Regions from separate parts of the Homo sapiens genome. Here region 2 is linked to region 1. The links are chromatin loops, found by intact Hi-C in ENCODE. Cell type or tissue: Caco-2. All regions are shown on one strand. Each heading gives the region's core, and the rest is flanking DNA. Links, peaks and the distances in the headings are about the cores only.

The links. Peaks named below come from ENCODE experiments on the same cell type or tissue, not always from the same donor. Only the 100,000 strongest peaks of a DNase experiment are listed, where the experiment ranks them.
Region 2: it touches region 1 in a loop (2.4-fold over the local background); 2 of 110 quality-filtered maps call a loop at or near these places.

Annotation. Positions count from the first base shown.
Region 1 is chr2:208,540,370-208,550,666 of GRCh38, reverse strand. It overlaps LOC101927960 (a long non-coding RNA gene), which reads right to left and starts at 8,025. Exons shown (of 6, transcript NR_136588.1): 1 at 7,676-8,025. In Caco-2, for the core only: no CTCF peak of the experiment used is centred there; a DNase peak (open chromatin) is centred at 5,046.
Region 2 is chr2:208,462,480-208,472,776 of GRCh38, reverse strand. The region is part of intron 9 of PTH2R (parathyroid hormone 2 receptor); the gene reads right to left. It also overlaps the pseudogene H3P9. Among named protein-coding and RNA genes, the nearest start is that of PTH2R, 61 kb to the right of the region's middle. In Caco-2, for the core only: CTCF peaks have their summits at 6,008 and 6,208 (motif pointing left); DNase peaks (open chromatin) are centred at 4,973 and 6,216.

The sequences.
Region 1 (10,297 bases), core at 3,023-8,022:
GATATAAGGTTTCATTTATGCATAATGAATGAGTTTTAGAGATTTGCTGTACAATATTATACATATAGTTAACATTACTGTATTGTACATTTAAAATTTGTTAAATATAAAAATATGTTAAATTTAAAACACAACAGAAGAAGGCAATTATAAACACTAGTTTATAAGCCTAAATGTTAAAGATATAGCGGGTATAAAATTAGTAGCACAAGTGAGGAGGAAATTGAGCTATATTTGAGCAAACATTTTATATATTATTGAAATAAAGTTGATGTTAAACTGAGCTAGATTGTTTTAAGTTGGGATTTTAATTATAACCACCATAGCAATCACCTAGAAAATAACTAAAAATATATATAGTAAAAGAAACAAGGGGACTCAATGAAATATAAATCCTCTGTATAATACCAAAAAAGGCAAAAATAGAGAAACATTGGAACAACGAAGATATAAGACATATAGAAAACAAATAGCACAATGGCAGACATGAATCCTGCCTACTGCATGTATGATGGTGGTCCCATAAGATTATAATATATTTTTACTGTGCCATTTCTATGTTTATGTTTAGATAGACAAATACCTATCATTGTGTTATAATTGCCTACAGTATTCAGTAGAGGAACAGGCTGTACAGGTTTATAGCCTAGGAGCAATAGGCTATACCATACAACCTAGGTGTGCAGTACACTATACCATCTAGTTTTGTGTGAGTATGCTCTATGATATTCACACAAGGACGATTGCCTAACAATGCATTTCTCAGAATATATTGTTGTCAGTTGATGCATAACTGCATGTTACCTTGTGTTGAAAGACAGTATGGTATAGTGTTTAACAGCACATTTTATGAATTTAGACTGGTTTGTATTCTTCTGGCTGTGTGTTATAGAGAAGGATTACTGACCTCTCTGTTCCTCATTTTTTCTAATCAGTAAGACAAAAATAATGATGATACCTATTTCATGGGGTTGTTGGTGAATTTAGAAAGTTAAATTTGAAAACTTTGAACAGAGACTGACATACAGTATGCCCTTAATAAAAGTTTTCTACTCCTAGTTACCTATTATTAAGCCCTGAATTAGGGTTCTCCAGAGAAATACACACACACACACACACACACACACACACACACACACACTCCACACATCTGAAGAGACTTATTATAAGGAATTATAAGGAATTATGGAGGTTAAGTCCCAAGATCTACAGGGTGAGTTAATAAGTAGGAAATGCAGGAAAGCCAGTGATGTAGCTCCAGTCTGAAGGTTAGGAGGCTTGAAATTGAGGAAGCGCCAATGTTTCAGTTCATCTGAAGGAAGGAAGAATTATCTCTTACTCTGTGGAAAGGTCAGCTTCTTTGCGCTATTCGAGACTTCAGTTGATTGGATGAGACCCACTCACATTAGAGAGGACAATCAGCTTTACTCCAATCTCTCTGATTAAAATATTAATCTCACCCAAAACACCCTCACAGAAACACCTAGAATAATGTTTGACCAAATATATGGGCACCCCATAGCCAGTCAAGTTGAAATATACAATTAACCATCACAAGACCTTGGACTGACCTTTACTTTGAGCAAAAATAGAACTACTCCTCCATTTATCAGAGAGACTTCTCCCCAGTCACTCTGCTGAGGTTTCTTTCCTGTTAGTAGACAACTTTTTTATAGGATCTCTTCGGTTTCTGCACAGCTTACAAGCAGAGGCACTGACATTTTGTTCTAGGATATCTTTTCAAAGATTCTGCATGGCAAACAGCCTTGGAAGATAAGATAATGTCTCCATCTGGACCACAGGGCTGATATGCCTACTGTTTGTTATAAAAGATTTGAGCTGGGCCAGGCTCAATGGTGCACGCCTGTAATCCCAGCACTTTGGGAGGCTGAGGTGGGTGGATCACCTGGGGCTGGGAGTTCGAGACCAGACTGACTTACATGGTAAGACCCCATCTTTACTAAATACAAAAAAAAAAAAAATTAGCCGAGTGTGGTGGCACATGCCTGTGATCCCAGCTACTCGGGAGGCTGAGGCAGGAGAATCTCTTGAATCCGAGAGGCAGAGGTTGCAGTGAGCCAAGATCACCCCATTGCACTCCAGCTTGGGCAACAAGAGTGAAACTCCATCTCAAAGAAAAAAAAAAGATGTGAGCTTAGGCTCAGGGTTCTCCTCCTGTGATGCAACCTCCTGGTATGCAGGCTTTCATCTGGGCTCATACACATCACCCCTCTGGGGCTTGGGGCTTGGGGCTTGGGGCTTGGAGGCAAGGGGAACTGATGCAAATATTTTGATATCATAATAATAAAGTCCTTTGTCTCTGCCTCAAGAGGCTCCTGTTTATGATAGCAGCCATGAAACTGGCAGGCCACCTTGTCAGCTTGCAAGTAGGATAAAATCTCATCTTTCACAGTTTTTTAAATTCTCTTTTTAAAAATTTACATTCTCACTCTTTTTTCCCAGCCTCTACAACCATGGAATATGACTACCCACATTAGTGAATCACCCCTTCTGAAGTAGATTTTCCTTTTCTTAATCTATGTACTTTTACAGGCACCATCTTATCCCTCTGGGGTCACTGATGATCTACGTCTACAAACTTAGTGTTATGTAGGTTCTGAGCCAATTCCAGACTTGAATAGAAGGATGTAGCAGCTTCAGGCCATTATATAAACATTTATTTAAATGATATTTTAACCATTTAAATATTCAGAGGAAAAGAACTTTGCTCCTTTTAGAAACGACTAACCCTTCCAAAAACTAGCTAGATATTATAAAAAAGATGTTTTTATCATACATGAAAGATAAAAAGGAATAAAAATATAATTATTTACTTTGTAAGTATAAATCATAAGTGCTGAATAAGAGAAAATCATCATGAGGACACTGGTATATTGCAATGATGACCCCAACTCTTCATACCCACTATCTTTCATATTCACTCCAGTTGCCATATGACTTTGTAGTTCCTCTTGCCAAATAGGCTAAACATACTCCTTGAGTGCGTTCTGTCCTTATGCCTTTCTATGACCTTGTCTATTCATGATTATAAATATTGGGTCAATAAATCATTAGTCTAGATTTGAACTATTTATGTTACTCAAAAACACAAAGATTCCGAAGCCCTTGTCTTCAAGAATCTATGTTACACAGTGTGAAACTTTCCCTGGGCTCTTAGAATGATTCATTTCCCTTTCTTTTTTTTCTTCCCTGAAGGAAACAAAGCACAGAGAACTTTGACTCAAATTTTGAATCATATAGTGAATTGATTAATGAGAAATCATTGCCTTTGGCATAGAAACTCACTGGTCACGTAGGTATCAAACACTTAAGAGGTAAAATGGATATCAATGTCTTGGGATATGCAGCCTGGCTTACTTTCCTAGATAAGAAGTAATACCTGCATCTCTGTTTTGTAAGGAAGTATAAATGATAAAAGAAAATCAAATGTATCCAAAAAAGTAATTTCTAAAAATCCACTGATGGGGATAATAGCATTGTTGATTTCAAAATTGGCCCGTAAGTATTTCCTCTCTGCTCTATCCAAACTCCAGTGTAAATGAATAACCTTGACCAACCCCTTTTATAAAAAGCTTATGATGTTTACTAGTAGAAAGTCCCAATCTATAAAATGTCTCTTAGACACCTAGATTGTTTCATGTACATAAACCTACAATTTTTTGGATTCGTGGAGTCTGTCTGGCTGGAGAATGTGGTAGCCATGTAAGCTGTGTGATTAGTGAAGTATAGAATGGAGGTGCTCCAAAGCAGAATATCTCTTTCTGGGAACAATGTTTCTGTATACATTTCTCAAGGGTTCTAAAATCAAAACAGGTAAAGCAGAAAAAAGAGGACACTGGGGACACTGAGTCTTATGGTTTCAGGATCCTCTAGGAAATGAACATTTCATCAATGCCCAACCAGTTAATTATTATAAAATGTGATATTGGGTAAGCTGACATTTCATATGACTTTTCTTTGACAATTAACATGTCATATTGACATGCAAAACAATTTAAGAAATACAAAATAATGAAATATAAGTTTCAGCACTACTCAAAGTATCATGTAAACATGTCTCAAGGTCCACCAGGAAAAAGGTACACTTTTCCTGTCTCTTTGGGGGATGCAGCCAGTTAAAACTTTCCTTTTCCAATTTTATAAATTTTGATTGCACATAACATGAAAATAATTAGTGACAAAAACAGCAACATAAATCAAGGAAAAACATTCTACATCACATTTGGTAGTGGTCTAACAGAAATTGTGTTTGATCAACACAAAATTAACTAACAAGGTTTTTAAATTATCATCATTGTAAAGCATGTAATTAATGTCAGTGAGTAATTGCAATTTTATCTAATGTAAACAACATGTAAGATAGTGAGGTACTTTATGAGTAACAGAGGTCAATGGTAGAGAGAAAGATTTATATTTAAAGTCTTTGAGATGATAAAAACATAAGAGTAAATTAAATCCCAAAAAGGTCCAGCATTTTGGTATTTTAATTACTGGTAAATACTTATGTTTGTAAAAAGCAGCGGTGTCTTAGTTTTTCAAAATATATTTTGTTTGGGAGAAAAACTAAAGGTAATACAAAAAAACTCCCTCTAGATTGGTAATCAAGAGACCTGGAGATTTTACTCCTGCCTTAGCTGCACACAAAATGTATGTTCTTAGATGGGTTTTTGCCTTAAATTGGGTTCCCCCAGAATCAAACCCTGAGAAAAGTATTTGCAGGCAAATTGTTTATTAGAGGGGATCCCAGGAAGCACTTCTAGGGGCGTGGGGAAGTGTGATAGGGAAGGGAAGGAAGACAACAGAGGGGGCGTTATTAAGCAGGTTACTCCCCTGTGCAAATGGGGTCAATCCTGCTGAGGAATTTTGGTAGACTGTGTAGAACACACCTTGGAGTTTATTCTACCAGGCAGGCAAAGAAGCTGGGGTATGTATTCACCAGCTTCTGTCTTTGCTTAAGTCCTGCTCCTGGGGTGAGTTTACTCCCCAGCGCTCCCAGCAGTCAGAAAAAGCCTGCAAGCAAACAATCGCAGGTGCCTCCAGCTGGAAGCCATGTGATTACTGTACACAGGAAAGGGTACTCCAGAGGAGACATAGGCAGGCAACTGACAGCCTCTGCTACAGGTTTTTTACTTCTGTGGTCAGTTTCCTCACCTGTAATGTAGTAGTGGTATTGCTGAGTGTACCTACTTTTCAGTTAATGTGAGGATAAATATGATGCATGTAAAAGATGTTTATAAAGTTTTGACTTGAAATTCACATTAAATAGCACATGCAATATTAATAAAAAACAGCTAGATAATTCCTAGATCTCTTTCATGTTTGCATTATATGATTCATTGCTTTTCCCATAAACTCCAGACAGCTAGGACTGGTATAACCTGAAGAATAATACAAACTAAATTGAAAAGGTATGTATATGATTCTTACTGATAGGGTTTTAAATTTTATATTAGTAATCCATCTTTTACATGTGACATCTGGAAACATTTAACTGCTACATCCTGGTCAAATGGAAGCTATCTATATGTTTGTGATTTATTCCCATCATTTTAAACAAAAAAAAATTTTTTTAATCTGTATCAAAGAGATTGGTATCTTGAGTTGCCTTTCTGTTGCTTATGTGACATTTAATAATTGTCTGGAAATACATTATTTATTCCTAATCAGAACACTTTCATCTCTACCACAGATATTTGCAGTCTCCCTGAATTTTGACACATAGTTTTTTGGTAAGTAATCTACCTTATAATATACCTATGGTGTCAGCAACTGACGGGTTTTAGGATTCTGAATCTCTAGGCAAACACGCTGAAAATTAGGGTTTAGTCATGGCAGTTTTAGCTTCTTTTCTATCAAAATAGACTATTTTTATTTATTTAAACAAACAAGAAGACAAAATATATATTACTGTTGCATGTATTTGTTTTTACCTCTAACTTTAAGTAGAAATGATGGCTCCTTTGCCATTTTCCTATTACATTTTTATTTTTTACTTGATTCTTTCTTGAAGTGCTTTGGATTTTTTTGTATATTCAGAAATATATAAAATTAATTATAAGAATTACTTGTCTTTAGTATGAGTTGCCAATATTCACTTTCTGCTTCATCATCGATCATGCAGTACAGATTACTTTTGTAATAGAGAAAATTAGCCTTTACTTTGAGTCGTTCTGGCCTTTATATCAGTTAGAAAGACCTTTTTTACTTTGAATAATAAAAAAATTCCCCACATGCTTTAACTTTTTAAATAATTATTTGATCAATTTTGACTTTATTCTAGTATAACATATGACACAGGAATCCTATATTTGCATTGTTACCCAGAGTCATAGTTTTAAAGTTTGTTCCTTTTTATCTGATGGTTGAATACACAATTATTCATGTAAAAGTAACACAGTAAAAGGGATGCTGTTTTCACAGCCTTCATGTCTCCCATCTTTGCTTCAACAGTGTTATGATTATGAAACCTATGCAATTAATCATTAGTATTAACACAGCCATCTTTTACCATTTTCTAGTCATTCATTTTCACTGAATACTAAGGTGAAATGAACTAAAACATTCAAAACCATTGCTTCAGCAGTAGTATTATAATGCCGGCACTCTTAATTATTCTCAGGCAGATGCAACTCTAATTCTAAAAGTACACAGGAAAGTGTTTCAAATGAACTATAAGTGCAATAAAACAAAACTCTGGGATTCTGTTAAATATAAGTAATTCCTCCACATCAGAGAGAAATGAGTTTCCCACATTTCTTTGAAGTTGACACATCTCGGGCAAATCTAATGATTGAATAAAGATACTTCTTACACTGCCCAAAGTATCTGTGTGTTGGGAATTTCTTGCTTCCTACCAAGCTTGCTTTGTTTCTACTTCCCTCTGTGTTACTTCCCAGTTCTTATATCTAGATAGCAACTCTACCAATGCCTCTGAACATTGTTTTTGTGATATACAATCTCCATATTAAATGTAGGATTTGAAGTTCTGAGATGACTCACACATCTTTAATTCCACATTGAGATGGGCTTCACCATTTCTCCCCAACCCTATAAAAGAAGCTTTTCTGGGGAATTTAAACTTTAGCCTAGATGATAACAGATAAAATCCGGAAATAGTCCTACCAAACCAGAGAGAGAAAAGGGAGAGGCAGAGACGGTCTCGGCCACCATTTTGTCTTCCAGTCAGAAATAGAGTCAGAGTTTTTGACTGAGCTCCTTCTCATATTGGTTCCACAGTCTCTAAAACACTCATCTTTTTCCAAGTTTTCTTCTGAACAATCACCTCTACTTGAATTGAACTAGTGAGTTTGTATTAAATTTAGTCTTTCTCTTCAAAAAATTAATGAATGGAAAAATAAACATAAAGAAATAAACTGTCACTACATGTGGGCATTGTAAGAAACTGCCCATGGAGATGTATTGCAATATCTTGGTGAGACAGTTTTCATAAAAGAATAGTCATAGAAATACAGCCAAATTTCTAATACAACATGTTTTTGAAAATCTGATCATCAGTGTGATGGCTAATATTAGGTGTCAACTTGATTGGATTGAAGGATGCCTAGATAGCTGGTATTGTTTCTAGGTATGTCTGTGAGGGTGTTGCCAGAGGAGATCAACATTTGAGTCAGTGGACTGGGAGAGGAAGACTCACCCTCAATGTGAGTGTGCACCATCCAACTGGCTGCCAGCTCAGCTACAACAAAGTAGGCAGAAGAAAGTGAGATGAGCTGGCTTGCTGAGTCTTCTGGCTTTCTTCTTTGTCCCGTGCTGGATGCTTCCTGCCCTTGGTCATCAGACTCCAGGTTCTTCAGCTTCTGGACTCTTGGACTTACACCAGTGGTTTTCCAGGGGCTCTCAGGCCTTCAGCCACAGACTGAAGGCTATACTATCAGCTTCCCTGCTTTTGAGGCTTCTGAACTCTGACTGAGCCACTATTGGCTTCCTTCTTCCTCAGCTTGCAGACAGCATATCATGGGACTTCACCTTGTAATCATGTGAGTCAGCTCTCCTCAAGAAACTCCCCTTCATATATACATATGCCCTATTAGTTTTATCCCTCTGGAGAACTCTGACTAATAATCCAGAAATAATTAATAGTGTTAAACATTTACATGGAGGAATAAGCTGTCCAAAATGTTTTCCATTAGTTTTCCATTAATTGCAGAGTTAACAGACTGGAAAATTTACCTCTGCTTCTTACGTGAGGTCATTGAATGTAGTAAGTTGGTGCAAAGGTAATTGCAGTTTTTGTAGTTAAAAGTAAGGCAAAAACCACAGTTACTTTTGCATCAACCTAATATTTAGGAATAGTGTTGAAACTATGCCCCAAAGAGTTAAACACACCAACGACTAACAGAAATTCTTGAGTTTGCAGGATGATAGATAAGAAAAGAAAGAACTTGCAAAACCACTGAAACTGTGTCTGCTTGCAAGATAACACAACTAGCTAAAATTGGTTGCAATCAATATGGCCAACTAGATTCTGCACAGAACCAGCTTGCTGATGTCACAACCCGAATTTGCACTGCATGTTTCATACTAACTCCTCCCCAAATTTGCACATGTTATCCATGAGGTAGTGTGAAGAGATAACTGAGCATGCCCAAGGATTTTCCAGACCTCCCTTTCCTTCCACCAATCACCTATTAATCCCAGATTCCACCACCTAAATCTTGTCTAATCAAATTACTGCCTTAAAGACAGCACAGGGAATAAATTTGAGCTGGATTCCTGTCTCCTTGTTGGCCAGATTTCAATAGAAGGCTTTATTTTTCCCAAAAATCCTGGTGTCATAGTATTGGCTTCTAGCGCGTGTGGCAGCAAGCTGGTTAGGCTCTGTAACAGTGTAGGGATAGAAGTTTGTTCCTAGCTGATAAGAAAACATTACCTCAACTACTTACATTTTCTTTGACACAGAATGTTGATGAGTTTCATAAGAAATGACTCTCGCATGGGGAAGGATGAATTCTTCTGTTACTAAGGAGATTGAAACCAAATCTCAGAGATCACATCCAGATCTCAGCTGGCAAAGAACATTTAGAAACACACCCAACCCAACACTTCACAAGCATAGCTTTAAAAATTTTGAGAATCACATCCTCCAGAGCAGATTTTCAATGTGAATTTTACTGTGGACCAGCAATGTTTCTACATCAGACCTCAAGAATGAGGAAAAGATGGAAGGAGAAAAACTGAGAAGAGTCACAACATCTATTTCTAAAAGGGAGTTGCAAAAGGAAGCACAACAAAAAATATGACTTTAAGACACATGCACATGTATGTTTATTGCCACATTTATTCGTAATAGCAAAGACATGGAATCAACCTAAATGCCCATCGATGGTAGACTGAATAAAGAAAATGTGGCACATATACACCTTGGAATACGATGCAGCCAATTAAAAAAAATGAGATTATGTCTTTTGCAGATACATGGATGGATTTGGTGGCCATTATCCTCAGCTAACACAGGAACAGAAAACCAAATACTGCATGTTCTACAAATGGGAGATAAATGATGAGAACACATGGACACATACAGGGGAACAACACGACTGGGACCTATCAGAGGGTAGAAGGTGAGAGAAGGGAGAAAATCGGAAAAAATTACTAAGGGTATGAGGCTTAATACCTGGGTGATGAAATAATCTGTACAAACCCCCATGACACAAGTTTACCTATGTAGCAAACCTGCACATGCACCCCTGAACTTAAAATAAAAGGTTTTTAAAAAGGAACAATGCAATGCTAGAACTAAGGAAATCCAAATAAAGTATGGACTTCAGTTAATTAGGAAAAAGTAAAAGAAGCTACAAGACCTAAAAAAAGGGCTGACTACAAATGTGTGTTAAAATACATGGTCTGTGAAAGTCTTGAAGAACCTCCAACCTCCCATGTAAACATCTCTAAAATCAAAATTTGTGCTATCTGGCTTCACATCTCAAATGATCCCTTGGATTTTAGTTCCTGGTATTTATTCTGTTCCCAGTCTAGACAATGTACCTTCAATACTTCTCTCTTGGAATGTTTGTGGACTCCTCCTAGCCCCCAACATTATGGGAAGAGGCCCACTTCCCTGTCACTGGGTTTTCTTCCAGACATACCTACACGTGGCTCAGCTCCCATCAAAAAGGAGAGAGATCAGGCAATTAACCCCACTTAACAAAGGATAAATAGGTTTGTAAAAGGTAAGTAATTTTCCCACTGAGGTTCTTTTTTTTTTTTTTTTTGAGACGGAGTCTCGCTCTGTCACCCAGGCTGGAGCGCAGTGATG
Region 2 (10,297 bases), core at 3,536-8,535, 78 kb after region 1:
TATTCATCAGATGATTAATAAAATATAGGAGATTAACTTTGTTAAGAGACAAAGGAAGACTGTATTAGTCCATTTACATGCTGCTGATAAAGACATACCTGAGACTGAAAACAAAAAAAAGGTTTAATGGACTTACAGTTCCATGTGGCTAGGGATGCCTCACAATCATAACAGAAGGTAAAAGGCACATCTCACGTGGTGGAAGACAAGAGAAGAGAGCTTGTGCAGGGAAACTTCCCCTTATATAATCATCAGATCTCATGAGACTTATTCACTATCATGAGAATGGCACAGGAAAGTGACCCCATGATTCAGTTACCTCCCACTGGGTCCCTCCCACAACATGTGGGAATTCAAGATGAGATTTGGAGGTGAGGAACTTGTTGCGAACTGGAGCAAAGGTGACTTGTTATCTATTATCAAAGAGACTGGTGGCATTTTGTCCCTGCCCTAGAGACTTTTGGAACTTTGAACTGGAGGGAAATGATTTAGGTATCATTCCACCCCTGGACTCTCCCAAATCTCATGTCCTCACATTTCAAAAGCAATCACACCTTCCCAACAGGCCCCCAAAGCCTTAACTCATTTCAGCAACAGCTCAAAGTCCACATTCCAAAGCCTTATCCAAGACAAGGCAAGTCCCTTCTGCCTATGAGTCTGTAAAATCAAAATCAAGTTAGTTACTTCCTAGATAAAATGGGGGTACAGGCATTGGGTAAATACAGCCATTCCAAATGGGATAAATTGGCCAAAACAAAGGGGCTACAGGGCCCATGCAAGTCTGAAATCTACTGAAGTAATCAAATTTTAAAGCTCCAAAATGACATCCTTTGACTCCATGTCTCACATCCAGGTCATGCTGATGAAAGAGGAAAGCTCCAATGGCCTTGGGCAGCTCTGCCCTTTTGGCTTTGCAGGGTATAGCCCCCCTCCTGCTTCTTTCACAAGCTGGCATTGAGTGTCTGCAGCTTTTCCAGGCACATGGTGCAAGTTGTTGGTGGAGCTACCATTCTGGGGTCTGGAGGACAGTGGCCCTCTTCTCACAGCTCCACTAGGCAGTGCCCCATTAGGGACTCTGTGTGGCAGCTCCAACCCCCATTTCCCTTCTGCACTGCCCTGGCAGAGGTTCTCCATGAGGGCCTTGCCCTTGCAGCAAACTTCTGCCTGGACATCCAAGCATTTCCATACATTTTCTGAAATTTAGGCAGAGGTTTCCAAACCTCAATTTTTGACTTCTGTATACTTACAGGCTCAACACCACATGGAAGCTGCCAAGGCTTGGGGCTTGCACCCTCTGAAGCCATGGCCCAAGCTCTACATTGGCCCCTTTCAGCCATGGCTGGAGCAGCTGGGACACAAGGCACCAAGTCCCTAGGCTGCACACAGCACAGGGACCTTGGGCCTAGCCCACAAAACCACTTTTTCCTCCTAAACCTCCAGGCCTGTGATGGAAGGGGTTGCTGTGAAGACCTCTGATATGCCCTGGAGACATTTTCTCCATTGTCTTGGGGATTAACATTTGACTCCTTGTTACTAATACAAATTTCTGCAACCAGCTTCAATTTCTCCTCAGAAAATGGGATTCTCTTTTTTATTGCATTGTCAGGCTGCAAATTTTCCAAACTTTTATGCTCTGTTTCCCTTTTAAAACTAAATGCCTTTAACAGCACCCAAGTCACCTCTTGAATGCTTTGCTGCTTAGAAATTTCTTCTGCCAGATACCTAAATCATTTCCCTCCAATTCAAAGTTCCAAAAATCTCTAGGGCAGGAACAAAATGCCACCAGTCTCTTTGATAAAAGATAACAAGAGTCACCTTTGCTCCAGTTCCCAAAAAGTTCCTCACCTCTATCCGAGACCACCTTAGCCTGGATTTCATTGTCCACACCATTATCAGCATTTTGGTCAAAGCCATTCAACAAGTTTCTAGGGAGTTCCAAACTTGCCCACATTTTCCTGTCTGTGAACCCTTTGAACTGTTCCAACCTCTGCCTGTTACCCAGTTCCAAAGTCACTTAAACATTTTCAGGTATCTTCTCAGCAGTGCCCCACTCTACTGATACCAATTTACTTTATTAGTCTGTTTTCATGCTGCTGATAAAGGCATACCTGAGAATAGGAAGAAAAAAAAGGTTTAATGGACTTACAGTTCCATGCGGCTGGGGATGCCTCAAATCATGACAGAAGATGAAAGGGCACTTCTCACATGGCGGCAGATAAGAGAAGAGAGCTTGTGCAGGGAAACTCCCCCTTATATAATCATCAGATCTCATAACAAATTCACTATCACGAGAACAGCACAAGAAAGACCTGCCCCTATGATTCAATTACCTCCCACAGATCTCTCCCACAACATGTGGAAATTCAAGATGAGATCTGGATGGGGACACAGCCAAACCATATCAAAACATTTTGGTAAAGATAAAATTTGAGCAGGGCCTAGAAAGACAGTTTGATCACCTATCACTGGATGCTGGATGAAAGGATGGGTGAATGGGGAGAGTAACACAGCATGAAGGAAATATTTACATAAAGACAAATACCACAGTTCCTCCTTTTCTTTTCCCTAACCGGTAAATTCAAGATCTCAGGTTTCTGCTAGTACCATATAACTCTCCACACCATAATACTGGCATTCTCAAGGCCCTTTCATAAGTACCCAAGAGTAAGTCTGCTCAATTTCCCAATCTGTATTTTTGTGTCTCTGGTTTTATTTTGTTTCAGCTGTTATAGTGCCTCTTGGTTGACATCAGTGCAAATGCAGGTGCTTATGTCTCAGTCAGTGCCCCAGCTTGGTCAAAATGTATTGACTCAACCAATCTCACCTTTCCCACTTCTTTCAGGCCAGCTGTCCTGCCTGCAGCATCTCCTGCTCTTCAGGCTGAGCATCCCTATGCCTTCTCATGATGCTCCAGGAGGCCCAGAACCAAAACAAAGCATCACGTTCTTTTGTTAATTAGGAAATATTTCTCTTATATTTTGATCTTACAGGGAAGAATTAAAAAATCATCCTCAAATCAACATCAAGATGACACAGGTGTCTGATAAATGATTACATTTGGGGACATTTATTTTCAGAACAAAATTTAGTATTTTCCAATGACTCTAGTTCTCTTAAACATAATTTTAACACACTTTAACAAAACAGAAAACAACAATGCTATAATTATAGACCCTACAATTCCAAAATTAAGTGATTCCTTCCAAACTTATACTGCAGTCTATGGTTATCTCTAAAAATCAGTTATCTTGACATGACTTCTCCTGACTGCTCATACTTAACAAATTCCTTTACTCTCTTAAATTTAGTTTACCTCATATATTGCTTAGAAATTCTGACCATAATTTATCTAATTTTACTCCTAGATATACAAACATCAAATTAATAGAATCTACAGTATTATAATAGCCAAAGACAGAATTAAGTAAGGGATCTAATTTGGATTTCAAATTCTGGGCAAATAGTTTCTTTGTTAGCATATATGATGCATATATTTACTTAAAACCATGCCACATGTAATGCATGACTAAAAAACAACTTTATATCCTAAAATTAACCTATTTTTAAAACTATGCACATAGCTATATAAATGGAAAGATTTTTCCCATAAATTCAAGACACAGTTTGACAGGTTTTAGAAAGCAAGTGAAAAGAACATGGCCACAAAACACATGTTAAAGTCTGTTTCATCATACTAGTCGTGTGACCTATATCTGCGTGAGCTGTAGTTTTCTCCTCTAGAAATTGAAAAGATTGCATAAAATGAACTCACAAGTTCTTTAATTTTACTTGCTTTGTGCTCTTACTTTGCCTCTTTCCTCTTCCCAGTTCCCCATGATATCTATTTTATATGCATGTTTTGTTTTTCCAACAAGTATTTATTGAGTGGTCATTCTGTGCCAGGAAACTAGCTAAGCTCTAGGTATCATAAGTTTAGAAAAAAAATGGTTCTTGTTTACATAAACCTTGCAGTTCGGTGAAAAAGATGGACATTCAACAATGAAAGACATGATATACTGTGATGTTGAAAAGAAAAAGCCTTTCTGTGCCCTGTAGATTACAATTGGTAATCTAATTTAGATTGGACGGCATCAAGGTCACAAAGAAAAAGTAGTATTTCAAATGAGGCACAGAAGGAAGCACATTCCAACCTTCTAAAAGTACAGTGGGGCATGTAGAACAGCCCTGAGAAAAACACAGGCAGACAAGGTCAAGCAACTGACTGGAAAGCAACATAGCCAGGGTGTGGCATGTAAAGAGGCACAAGCATCAGTGAGCCATCTTTGCTGGATTATCAGAGATGTTAGATTTTATTATAAGTGCATGGAGTTCATTGGGTAGGGACATTGATGCTGAAGTCAGAACCCGGCTCCATCACTTAATATTGGGTATTCTTGGGCAGTTTCCTTATTTAGAGTTATTGGTCGGATTAGATACATTGATGTACATAAAACACTTAAAACACTGCTCAGTATATTGTAAGAACTATGTCGTGTTTGTTGTTGTTATTATTATCTTCATCCTTCCTGGCTTCACCACACAGAACAACTCAGAAGAAGGAGCACCACCCTCTGCACACATGGTGGTTAAGTTCTGGGCTTATTTCTCCCTTTACAGACAGGTTCTAAAGTAATATGAGGTATGTAGGCTTCATGGTCCCTAATAATGTGGCCTGAAATCCCAGGAGGAAAATATATAGGAGAGTTTTGCTGGAAATCACTGCAAGACCATTTCATTATCAGATTAGCCTAGAGATGTCAGCTGCTGCATAGGAGACGGTGTGAGGCCAAATACAAATTTAAAAATAAGAGTCTTCATTCTCCCTGTTGAAAATGGGGGAAGAGATTTCACTTTCCTCCTTTTTCTTAGAGCATTTACCTTAGAAAACTTGTATGTACTTTCTCATCTCTTTGAAATGTTTATAAATCCTTTTGAAGATTAGATAGGCCTTTGGTCAGCTTTATGGCCCAGGAATGTCTTTCGCAAGGACCTAGGAACCATCTTTTTGAAATGCTAACATCAAGAGAGATAGCATCCCTGTCTCTCAGTTTTTGTAGGATAGAAGCTTAACTTCTGTAGGCACCTATCTTGAAGTTGCAAAACTTCCTCCTGACATAAAGAAATGACAAGCTTGTTTTTCCTCCAATAAAGCTACTTAGCCACAACAGGTGGTCACCCCAATTACCAGGTAAAGTTAGGATGAATCATGTGTAGCATATAGTATTGTCAAGTCCCTTTTACTTGAGAACTAGTTATTGTGTCTCTTGAAAACGTGTATATAATGAGTTGTAACTGCTTGGCTATAAAAAGGAGTGAGATTTCTTTCTCTTTGCAATCTCTTAGCAGATTGCGTGTAGTGCACACCACATTCTGGTTGAGTAACTTAATACTAAAAGTGTTTTTCTTCTGTATTACCTTTGTGGAGAAGATTTTTAGGTTAGGAGAAGATTTTTGTATTAAATTATATTTCCCCAATAGTAGAAAGCTAGGGGGAAAAAAAAGAAAAGAAAAGAAAACTTGCTCCCACCATTTGTTTGCTATTATAACAAACAAATGCTGGATAATCTGACAAAAATTTTTTTAACTTTTTAAAATGCATCAGAGAACAAAGTTACAGGATGACCAATTAACCCGAAATTTAAGGAAAGTCTGACATCTCCAAGGAGGATGGAATGTAAGCACTTTCTTCCCTGGGACAGATGCCAAAAGCTAGCTGATAAGAAGAATTTGGCTGAAATGTTGAACAAATTGTACAAACAATGAACTATCCAAAAAAAATAAGAACAAAATCAATTTACAATAACAACAAAAAGAATAAAATACTTAGAAATAGGTACCAAAAGCACAGGCAAGAAAAACAAAAATTAACAAGCAGGATTGCATTAAACTAAAATGCCTCTGCACAGCAAAGGAAACAATCAATAGAGTGAAAAGGCAACCTGTGAAATGGTAGAAAATATTTGCAATATTTATGTATTTAATGTATTCAATAAAAATTAATGTATTCAATGAGGGGCTAATATCCAAATTATATAAGGAACTCAGACAACTGAATACCAAGAAACAACCCAATTTAAAAATGGGCAAAGGAGCTGAATAGACGTTTCTCAAAAGAAGACATACAGCTCTAGCTCACCAAGCCCAAGTGGAATGAGTTAGGAGGTCTCTATGCCATGCAGATTGCCCTCAAAGCAACCTGCAAAAAAACTACAAAGGCCAGTGTGCCATCTACTGGAGGGGTGAAGAAACTTCACCGTTAACAGGCTGGATACCAAGGCGCTTGGTGAAATTAGATGTTATCAGAAGTCCACTGAATGCCTAATCCATAAACTTTTCTCCTAGCATCTGGTGCAAGAAACTGCTAAGGACTTCAAAACAGATCAACACATCCAGAGCACAGCTGCTGGTGCTTTGCAGGAGAAAAGTGACGTCTATCAGGTTGGCCTCTCTGGAGACACCGAGCTGTGTGCAATCCAGGCCAAATGTGTAACAATTATGCCAAAAGACATCCATGCTGCATTCATGGAGAACTTGCTTGACAATCCACTATGATGGGAAACATTTCATTCTCAAAGAAAAAAAAATGAAAAGCTCTTCTTCCTTTTATTGGTATTTCTGAGCGTTAGATTCCCCCTGCCGCTGCCCCCATGGAGTCAAAAGGCACCTAAGTAAATGACTGTGAGTGAAAAAATAGGGAATAGAAATCACGTATTGGCAGTTTTTCCATTTTTGTTTTTGTGTGAATTTGTAATATAAATGCATGGAAACAAAGTATTAATGCACACCAAATGTTTCAGCTGAACAAGTTTCAGCAGTTCACCTTTATAGCAGTTATAAATAGACCTGTTAAATTTTTCTGAACAATGCCAGCATTTGGATTTTTAAAAAAAAAAAATTTCTTGACAGCAACTAACTGGTGTTTGTAGCACTTTTATCATACAGTAAATTCCATCCACTCACTATACTTTTCTCAGAAATCCTACATGCAAGTACATGTTTTTAATGTTGTTTTTGCACTGTTCCTGTCAGTTTGCTACCAAAATGCATTAAAATATTTTTTTAAAAAAAAAGGAGTTGGCCCTGCGGTGGCTCATGCCTATAATTCCAGCACTTTGGGAGGCCGAGGCGGGCGGATCACTGAGGTCGGGAGTTTGAGTCCAGCCTGGCCAACGTGGCGAAATCCCATCTCTACTAAAAATAAAAAAAATTAGCTGGGCATGGTGGCACGTGCCTGTAATATCAGCTACTCGGGAGTCTGAGACAGGAGAATCGCTTGAACCCAGGAGGCAGAGGTTGCAGTGAGCTGAGATCGCACCACTGCACTCCAGCCTGGGTGACAGAGTGAGACTCCATCACAAAAAAAAAAAAAAAAAAAAAAAAAAAAAAAAGACTTACAAATAGCCAACAAGTATGTGAAAAGTGATCATCATCACTAATTATCAGGGAAATCCAAATCAAAACCACAAGCTAACACCTCATACCTGTTAGAATGGCTTCATATGGCTGGGCATGGTGGCTCCCACCTGTAATACCAGCACTATGGGAGGCAGAGGCGAGTGGATTGCTTGAGCCCAGGAGTTTGAGACCAGCCTGGACAACATGGCAAAATCACATCTCTACAAAAAATACAAAAATTAGCCGGGCATGGTGGCACATGCCTATAGTCCTAGTTACTCAGGAGGCTGAGGCAGGAGGATCACTTGAGCCCAGGAGATCAAGGCTACAGTGAGCCATGATTGCACCACTGCACTCCAGCCTGGGTGACAGAGTGAGATCCTGTCTCAAAAAAACAAACAAACAAAGAATGGCTTAATGGCCGTTGGTAGTTCAAAAAGACAAAAGATAAATGTTAGCTAGGATGTGGAGAGAAAAAAAAATGTGTACCCTGTTAGTATGAGTGTGAGTAGGCACAGTCATTATGGGAAAAAGAATAAGGGGTTTTGTTTTGTTGCCCAGGCTGGTCTTGAACCCCTGGCCTCAAGCGAGCCTCCTGCCTATGTCTACCAAAGCACTGGGATTACAGGCATGAGCCACCATGCCCAGTCTATTCCCATTTTATAGATGGCAAAAGTGGACCCTGACTTTTTAAAACTTGCCCAAGCCTAGCCTGCCCAGTAAAATTTCAGCCTGCACATTCAACAGAAGGGCAGGCCTGGGATGCTAACAAAGACAGCCTGGCCCAAAATCTATGCTGTAACTACTGCGACACATTTGGCATCATTCCCAAGAAAGGGCAGACCTCCTTGGTCCTTCATACTGTGTCCATGTGCATCTCAAATGGGCTGGACAGACAAATCATGTACTGGTGTGGCAGAGCTTTCCCTGTCTTTACATCTTCACGCAGACCTGGAGAGAAGAGACCTCGGGCGCCCGTCAGGTTCACCACAGGGGTGCTAACTTACTGTCTGCCTGGTTTGCCAGCAAGTCACGGGGAAGATCATAGAATGTACTTAGGAAGACGTTTCTTTTTAATCAAATATTTATTGCATTTAATAACAGGACCTCACATAGGAAGAAAAAGTGAAAATAACATTATGTTATACTTTTCTCACCTCGTGTTTTATTGTGTTTGAATAGAAGGTGAATCATGGAATGGTTTACCTGGAAAATTACAAAAGTGAGAGCTTAATAACTTTTTCAAAATGTAAATATCGATTTCTCGATTATGAAGTAAAGCCTTCTGATACACCTAAAATGGAGAATACTAAAATGTTTAACAAAAGGGTAAAAATAAGCTCTACTCCTACCAACAAGAGTTAATAATTATACCATTTTGGGTAGATAACGTTATAGCCTTTTAAAAAATAGTCACACCAATGGTATGCCAGGTTTTATGGGATACAAGGAGAGTGGACATTCTGTAATCAGAAGTGCCTATGCACAAACAGAGAAGCAATCATGGTGTCATCCTAGGGGATCGTGGAGTCTGGGAAGCCAGATCATCCCTGGGAGTCCCCTCAGGTCTGAACAGCCACTTCCTGATATACAAGGTAGAATGTGTTAGCTTTATTGCTGTCCAGAAACCAACATTATTTTTATGACTTTATGGAGACATTTTTTAAGTTAATGTGTTGCAGGGAGTAGGAGAAATCTACCTGGAGTGTGGGCAAGTTATTAACACGTGAAAAGTAAAAATGATAATAGCTAATGCTTACAGCGCTGTGTGGCAGCCACTGTTCCTAATGCAGCCCAGTGATTAACTCTCGTAATCTACACTATTATTCCCATCTTTTAGATGGCAAAAGGGGATTGTGAGTTTAAATAACTTGCCCAAGGCCAGCCTGTACCATAAAATTTCAGCCTGCACGCTCAACAACAGGGCAGACCTGGGATGCTAACGAAGGCAGTCTCGCCCAGAGCCTATGCTGTAACCACTGTGACACTGTCAAGTGGTCAGAAAAGGGATGTCTGAAGAGGTTGTCCGTAAGCTGGGACCTGAAGGAAGAATGGACAAGCAGGGGGAACAGTATGGCAGGCATACAGAACAGCACAGGCAAAGGCCCTGAGGTGGGAACAGTGTAGCATGTTCAGGAAACTAAAGAAAGCCATTGTGTGGAGCTGAGGCAGCAGGAGGGAGAAGATGAGATGACATGAGATGGGGGAGGAAGAAGGGACCAGGTCATGGAAATGAGGAAAATGTGTATGCCAAGTGTGAAGGGACAGTGCTCAGAATTCCAAGCCCTAACTCTCTCAGCCCCATGTCCTTTCCACTTCATATCACTGTGGCTTAAACCCCCACCCAGCAGACACCCACAGTGGTTACCCACTGCCAGCTTCAACGAAGCCCTGAGATCTTTCCAAATGAAAAACCTGATTCCTTCACTTTCCAATGTCTAAACCTTTGGTTGTCATCCCTTGCAAGATTAGGTGTCAATTCTTTAGTGAGGCTTAGAAGCCCCTTCAGGGTCTGGCCCGGCCTCCTTTGCAGCCTCAGCTCTTGACATTATTCCACACCCACGCTCAACCTTGGCACAGACCATTGGAATGCTCTCGTACCACTTGCCAACCTGTGATGAATAAATTTCCCCCATTAATCACTACCACCTTTGCTCATGATTTTGTGTTTATTATTTACTTCCAATGCAGATATTAAATTAGTTTTTTTCCTGAATGTTAATCATGCTTACAGAGCTCTGGTCTTTGGCATTCTAAGTGAAATAATCACTGTCCTTGGAATCCAGGTTTTAAAACATATCAACTTGGGTTCACTGTGTATAATCCAAGCTCCTGGATTTCCAGGATTTCTGTGTGTGCTTCAAGTTGATCCTCTGAACCGGTGCCACTGGCAATCTAACTA